2 separate regions of the Homo sapiens genome follow, and region 2 is linked to region 1. The links are chromatin contacts, found by Hi-C or POLR2A ChIA-PET in ENCODE. All regions are on one chromosome and are shown on one strand. Each heading gives the region's core, a stretch centred on a gene start or an enhancer-like site at or near the end of the contact. The rest is flanking DNA. Distances are from core to core; before and after follow the strand shown.

Region 1 (3,533 bases), core at 675-3,174:
GGCTCATGCCTATAAATCTAGCACTTTGGGGGACTGAGGTAGGTGGATTGACTGAGCCCAGGTAGCAGGCGTGGTGGTGCGCCTGTAGTCTCAGCTAGTTGGGAGGCTGAGGTGGGAGGACAGATTGAGCCCAGGAGATTGAGGCTGCAGTGAGCCAATATCACACCACTGCACTCCATCCAACTTAGGCGATACAGTGAGACCCTGTCTCAATTTTTTTAAAAAAAGACTTAAGATAGTAACACTGTATCTCACTAGGAAGCCAGTGCAGCAAAGTGGCAGTGCCCCTTGAAAGTTTACTAAAATAACAAAATATCGCTCCAAAGGAAAACAGTGATATCTGAGGCTCTTAGAATTTGTAAAAGTGTTGGAACACGCTACTTGATAAGGATGCCTTCTGGGTTCAACTGCAGAATTCCCCAAAGACACCAAAACCAATTTCTGTGGCAATTACTGCACCTGAGTCAGACAGTTCACTTTTGTCAGACATTCCTTATTAAATGGCCCAAACAAAAAACATCAACTTTGGGGAAAATGAAAAGATTGCATTTCCACTTACAGTTTCAGGAGTGAGAAACATGAGACAACAGCCATTGGTCCTAGACCTGTTCCTTCTTCCAAATCCTTATGCAGTTTAATATCATTGAACTATGTGTTTGGCCCTCAGTTTCCTCATCTACTAAACGAAAAGATAAGTCTCACTGGATCTCTGAGATATTTTTCAGATTAAAAAAACTTCTATGTTCTACAAGGAAGTTAAGTGAATGAGAATTAAAGAGCAGGAAAGGAAAAACTTAGCTTTCAGCCAACTCCTATTGCTGGAATAATTTTGGGTCCAAGATTTGAAGGCAAAAATATAAGCGAGGATCATATTGCAACTGCAACTAACTGGTGATAAAACCAAGACCAGCTAGGACTTGATCTTGGGCTGCCACTTTTCCACCTGCCAAAAAAACAGGCTCTCTCAGGTGCTCAAGGAATAAATGCTTCTTGGATGCTTCCCCGCCTACCTCTCCGGCAACACCGGAGCAGGTTCTTTGCAGGAACACGGTCTCTGATTCCTCTTCTCACCAGCTCCGAGATTTTCTTTTTTATTTTTCCAAAAGCAAAAGTCATTGGTCGATCTATGTTTAGAAATATGCACAACAAATCAAGAAATAAATTCATATGTGAAAGGATAGAAATGTTAGTCTCCAAATCTAGGCAAACTTCCATTTTTATAAGCCTATGAAGACAATATAAATAAATCAGAGGGAGTGGAGCCTGCTGGCAGCAACTGCTAGATCGCTCTCATTTTCTACATAACGTTCCCTGTGCTGAAAGGTATATTCAGTGAGTGTTTCATTTCTCTTCTTTCTGGAACAGGGGTCTCTCTATGTCTGCCTGGAACTGTCCCTAAATTCAGAGAGAATAACTTGCTACTTTGTTTTACCTTTTTTATTACAGTGTTGATAGTTTCTTCACTCCTCTAGTCATCACCTACTTCTGAGAAACAGTGACAAGCGTGATAAACAAAGGCCTGGACTATGTAAGTGCAAATTCTACGAATAAATTCGTAATTATTGTGTCAATAAGCTATGCTATTTAATACATCAACAAGACCTGCTCCCTCCACCCCGGGAGGGAGTCCTTCTCTGGTCACTCACCTCCAGCCCTGCCCCCACCAAACCCTGCCCCCTGTCTGCCTCCTGCTACTGCTACGGTGGCCTGGAAGGCCCTTCCTGTCCATCTCTGCCAGTCCAAGTTTCCCCGCAGCGTCCTAGCTCAAACACTCTCCCCTCTGTGGAGCCTTTACCCAAGCCTCTGCTCCCCTAATTTAAACAAGCCACTGCTCTCTAAGCACACTGGGCCCTTTAGTTGCAGGGTCTCTGTGGCAGGCATCTCATTATGCTCATATCTCCAGAACTGTTTCCTGGCCTGTCTCCCCAGCTGGAGTGTGGACTCCCTCATGCGGGGATGATGCCACTCTGTTCATCTCTCAGCCTCACTGCATTGACTCTGCAGCATAGTAGTTGCTCCAAGATTAGGAGCTCTGTGCAAAAATCATCTTTGTACTCAGTTTTTCTCCTGCACTATGTTTATTCTGGAGTTGGCACTGTAATGAAGAACGAAGGAATGCATCTTGATTGACTGATCGCCAGCTCTACAGCGGCTCCAATGTGAATATAGCCTGGCCACGTATTATGTAGCCATTAAAAATAGTGGCATTGTGAAATAAAGGTCTATGATAGGCTACTAGATGACAAATTCAGATTATGAAACCGTATGCAGAATATGATCTCATTTGTGTGTGCTATACATGTCCATGTTGATGTGTACATGTCTGCGTATGTTATTAGCCTGTGCATATAAGGCAAAATGTCATGCATTCATCACTTGGGGTGGCATTAGGGATGATTCTTATTTTCTTCTTTTCACTTTTCTGGATTTTCCTCAAAATATTTTCAGTGATTGTATATTACTTTGAAACCAGAAACAAATGTTAGGTGTTCTGTCTGTTTTCTAAAGAGACATAGAGAGGCTAACCAGAGCTGTGACCACCATCAAAGGATGAACTACTGAACACATAATCCCAGAGATGCATGGGAAGCCAATGAGGAAGCCCTGAGGATATGTAAGGAGAAGCCATGGACAGTTTTGCTTAAACACCAGGAATTTAAATTTACATCATGAATTGTTCCTAAATGGCCCATCACCTTTTCTTATGAACTTTCTCCTGGACCGTAAGAGTTGCAGCTATTTGGATCACTTTGCTGAAAACAAGATGAAGGAATGGGCTAAGCTGTGTCAGAACTAAGCAGAATGCTATGGCAGGCTCTTCTCCAGCTGGGCACAGCAGGGCACACCCCCTCCCAGGGGCCTCTCATTCAATGCCTCTCACCATTTACATTCCAACACTGTAAGATGATGGATACTTTTAATACAAGAGACCTGTCATTTATTTATTAGCTGGGGACAGGCTTTGCAGCCGGGAAGGATGCATTATAAATCAACTCCTTTCTCAGCCATTAAAAATTAATACAGTTCATAATGTAGAACGTCAGTAATTTCTTTATTAGAGGAGAGTGTCATTTTTTTTTCTTTTCTTCCAGGTTTTGTTTTTACTTCCTCCCTTCTCTGGGGATATTTTTTTTTCTTTCATAAAGACTGGCTGAGTATAAATTATCCCAGGGAAGGGGAATATACCCTTTCAGACAGAGGTTAAAATGGAAGAGACGAAGCTTAAAAAAAAAAAAAAAAAAAAAAAAGCCCCTGACCAAATTCCCCATGGAAATATGGTCTAACTGCATCTTTCAAATTTGCCTCATTAAGCCTCACTTACAACATCCCTTGTTTCTTTCTGATCTACCTTGCACCAAAAATGGGAGGCATTTTAGGTTTCTGATAGACCAGAGGGAAAGAAATATAAGGTGAGTGATTTGGGGTGTGCTGGGAGGTCTCTGATTATTATTTTCTAATGATTGCTCCCTCACAGAGGGGCCTTCATTAGCTTTTCTATTGTCTCCAAGTTAACTTGGCATTCACCAAAAGAA
Region 2 (3,682 bases), core at 721-3,220, 230 kb after region 1:
TAGTTAAAGGCTTTGCCTGGGACACTCTGACACTTGGTATTCCAAAGGAGTCCCTTAGCAGGAGCCATAACAATCTCCCTGTCCCTGTGGAAGGCATGTACCTCAGCCACTGTGTCCCTTTTTCCAAATACATGCCATCTTAGTCCTTCTCTTGCCTCCGTCAGCTTTGTCCACATGCTAGTTCCCTCATGCAACTTCCTCTAATCCCATTCTTCAAGGACCTGGAAATGTCACTGCCCATCACCTCTTACAGACTCCTGTGGACTGCTCACCAGCTTGGCTTCTGTGGAGCCATCACATGCCAGGCACCTACCATAATCTCATTCAACCCTCACAACCTCTCTATTAGATGGGTATAGCTAACCAGATTTTTCAGATGAGGAAACTGAGGCTCAGAAAAGTTAAGTAATGTGCCTAAGCCTATACCAGGGCAGAGCCAGGATTTAAACTGAGTTTTTTGACCAAAGAAGCCTCTACTCTTCCCACTACACCATGCCACCTCTCAGACAAAGGGACCATGAAAAGTTCGGGATGCAGGAATTGGTCTAACCAAATACCCTGGATTAGAAGATTAATCTGTTAGGGTGTGGAAAATGAGCTAGAGGCGGAGAGACTGGAAGCAAGAAGAACAGATGAGGGCTATAAAAAGTATCTATGCTTGTGGGGATGAGGTTCTGGGGTGTAGTAATAGGAAGACAGAGAAAATAGTTTTACACACACACACACACACGTGCTCATTGAAATCTTATAATAGTCCTGCCTTATGTTTATTATTTTCATATGAGAAAACTGAGGATCAACAAGGTCAAGTAGCCAGCCCAGGGTCTCAGGATGTAAGAGGCAGAGTCATGATCTAAAGCTTCATTTAGTCGTTGCCATAAATAATTAGGGTTGTATATGTAAATGATCTCTGGCCCAGTAGAAGGGATAATGTCAGCTTCTTTCCTTCTCTTCAGTGGACCAGATTTGAAAAGCTATCAGAAATAAGGAAGTGGGGAAAGATGGACCACAACAGAGAGAACACTGCCTGCAGCCCCAGGTCAGGAAGCTGGGAGCAGACCCTCAAGAAAGAGTCACAGGCCCCAGACCAGAGAGCTCCACACCCACCCCAAAAGCAGCAGACCCTGTCTCTAAAGCTGATAACCTTGTTAGTAGGAGGACACTCATTTGTGCATGGAACAAGACAGCACCTGCTCAAATACAAGACTGCCTGGAACAGACAGACGAGCCAACGATACTCTCAGAAGCACTGTCAAAACCAGCCAGTCCAGGCAGGGCCCATGGCCCTGGTTTGCAAGGCACTTTCGTAGCCACCTCTGTGTATGGTTATCTCCTAAAGCAGACACGGGATCTGCAGAGGTTAAGAGAAGGCGCCAAGCTCTCATCTCTAGTCAATGCCAGGACCTGCTATTTTCTGAGCACTACTTGTCGTCCGGTAATTTCCAAGCTTGGGTTGGTGGGGGCAGGGAGAGGGGAGAGATTCCCCCACACTTCAGCCAGGGCATCAGACAGCCTGAGAGCCTGTATAAAGCTCGCTTCCTCCATGATACTAGCCCCACAGTGAAACTATCTGTCAACTTCTCTATTAAGCCTGTGGGTCTTCCTGGGCTACCTTCCATGCATTCACCCCATTACCCTCTGTGCAAATGTGCTGATCTCTCCTGCTGCTGCTGAGAGAAGGCTGGAAGGAGAGCACACCAGGTGGCTTTCCTCCATCCAATGCACTCGCCCAGCCACCTCCTTCCCAGGAAGCCAAAGGCTCATGAGTCAGAAAGTCCGGGTCCTGGAGTCTCACATCCCTGGACTGCAGAGATACAATGGAAGCAGGGTCATCTCGGCGGAGAGATGCCCCTCATAGAGGAGAGCTGACCTCTCTGCTCAGCCCTGGCTCAGGAAATGCTCTGAAAGCCAGGGCTGACAGTGCACTTCTCACCAGGCTAGCGCCACACGCCCGGCTCCCGCCCTGGGAAGCCATCAGCCCAGGACCGTCTCGTGCGCCACACTGCCCTCTGGTGGCCACCAGGAGTGTAGCCGCAGAGGGAAGCCAAAATCTTTTAAGGTCTGTTTACAGAGACCTCAGACACGATGTGCACAGAACACAGAAGAGACGCACTTGTGCCTGTGCCAAGACTCCCCCAGATACACGCACGCAGCCCTGTTTCCCGCGGCAGGTAGCCGGGTTTAGGACTTCGAAGCTACTATTGCTCCCTTCGTGTTCTCCTCTTCTCTGCAGCACTCTAAGAGCTCCTTTCCCCGCCTGCCTGTAAAAGCCCGAACCCCTCAGTCCCAGAGCAGACACCAACAGGCGGATGGAGACCCACACCAGCTAGCGAGGCAGGGCCCTTCGTTCTGGGCTGCCTTGTGCCAGGAACTCACTGGGCGATTGGGCCAAATCAATTCACCTCTCTTGATTCCTAAGTTCTTTCTCTGTAAAACAGTGTTTGGCCCCAACATTTTCTGAGGCCCTTTCCAGATCTAGTAATTTATGGTTCAAAGTCTTGATCTTCTCTCTAACTCAGAAATCTTCCCAGTAGTCTAGAAAAGGAAATAACCAACGTGGTGCCCAATTATTTACAGAGCCTAGCGAATACATCATTGCATAGGTCTGAACATGACAGTGACCCTACGGGGGTGCCGGGCTGGAGAGTTCCATGACCTCAGCTCTCAGAAGTGCGAGGCCAGTGGCTGAGCGATCATGAAGCAAGCTCACACAGCCAAGAAGCAGCAAACGTGGAAAATGCACCAAACCCTGCCCCACAGTTTCGGCTGTTTCACAGAAGAAAGTTGTATCTGTCTCCCACACTAAGAGCTCATCCCTATGGAGAGAGAGATGGAGCTTCCATGAGCAATGAAGGTAGAGAGGCGGGGTAAGGTCGCGGGGGGATAAAGGCTGCTTATTGTGGAGAGGACCAGGGAAGGACGCAGAAAGAAGCTCTAAACATCAGCTTCCAGCTCCAGCTGCCCAGCGCTTTAGACACCCCCCTTTTGCTCTGCACCCAGAAATGCTCCTGGCACCCCAAAGCTCTACCTGGGAGAAGCCACTCAGCCCTCTGCTCTCCCATCCAGGCTCTCGCTGGCCATGAGCACCAGGGGCATAGTCCTGCTGACCACGGCTCAGCCCAGAGAGGAGCTGGCTGGGACCCAGCCACCAGCTTTCTGAATCTCAGCCAGCCTCAGCTGGCACCTGTTCTGCTGCGGGCTGACCTGACCTCAGAGGCCAGGACATCATGGGGTGGATGAGGAGGCCTGGGAAGAGGGTGTGGCTGAGACACAACTTCAGGAGAAACTCCCTGTTGGGAACAGGTCAGAAGGAGAGACCAAAAGCCTCCCCCACTACTAAGAGGCCTGCCTGGGACAGTGTTGGCCACACTGTTTGGCCAATACTACACCCATAATTATCCTATGTGCCTTCCCCTTATATCCCAGCCAGGGTAACTCCCACCCAAGTAACTGAAATGTTGTAAACTAAATGATTCTCCTAGACTTTTACATCAACTCTTTTATTTATTTTTAACTTAATAGTAATATATTTGTGTGTGTGTGTGTGTGTGTGCATGTGTGCATATATATGTGTATGCTAGTATGCATAAGAGTATTGCAAAAGAGCATAGGCAGTATAGCTTAATATTTAAATGCCAGACTGCTTTCCCATTTACTGGCTGCATGAAATTAAGTGAGTTAA

Evidence for each region. Hi-C counts contacts between places; a loop is a spot of excess contacts on that map. ChIA-PET counts read pairs that join two places held with the same protein, here RNA polymerase II (POLR2A). Pooled maps may share reads with other maps.
Region 2: a loop to region 1 is called in a map of ascending aorta, with 3 times the contacts of the local background. The contact joins two enhancer-like sites. A Hi-C loop is called at or near these places in 2 of 168 maps with a recorded cell type or tissue (aorta and ascending aorta) and 6 of 50 pooled maps. POLR2A ChIA-PET finds 5 or more read pairs at or near these places in 1 of 52 experiments (AG04450).

The regions. Positions count from the first base shown.
Region 1 is chr15:88,013,733-88,017,265 of GRCh38, forward strand. All of the region lies in intron 14 of NTRK3 (neurotrophic receptor tyrosine kinase 3), which reads right to left. Among named protein-coding and RNA genes, the nearest start is that of MIR11181, 69 kb to the left of the region's middle. Within about 2 kb of position 1,925, at least 5 of the 41 ENCODE cell types and tissues checked have a DNase peak (open chromatin) inside an H3K27ac peak, as active enhancers do; they include ascending aorta, where a contact is called at or near this core.
Region 2 is chr15:88,244,986-88,248,667 of GRCh38, forward strand. All of the region lies in intron 3 of NTRK3 (neurotrophic receptor tyrosine kinase 3), which reads right to left. Among named protein-coding and RNA genes, the nearest start is that of NTRK3-AS1, 5.9 kb to the right of the region's middle. Within about 2 kb of position 1,971, at least 2 of the 41 ENCODE cell types and tissues checked have a DNase peak (open chromatin) inside an H3K27ac peak, as active enhancers do; they include ascending aorta, where a contact is called at or near this core.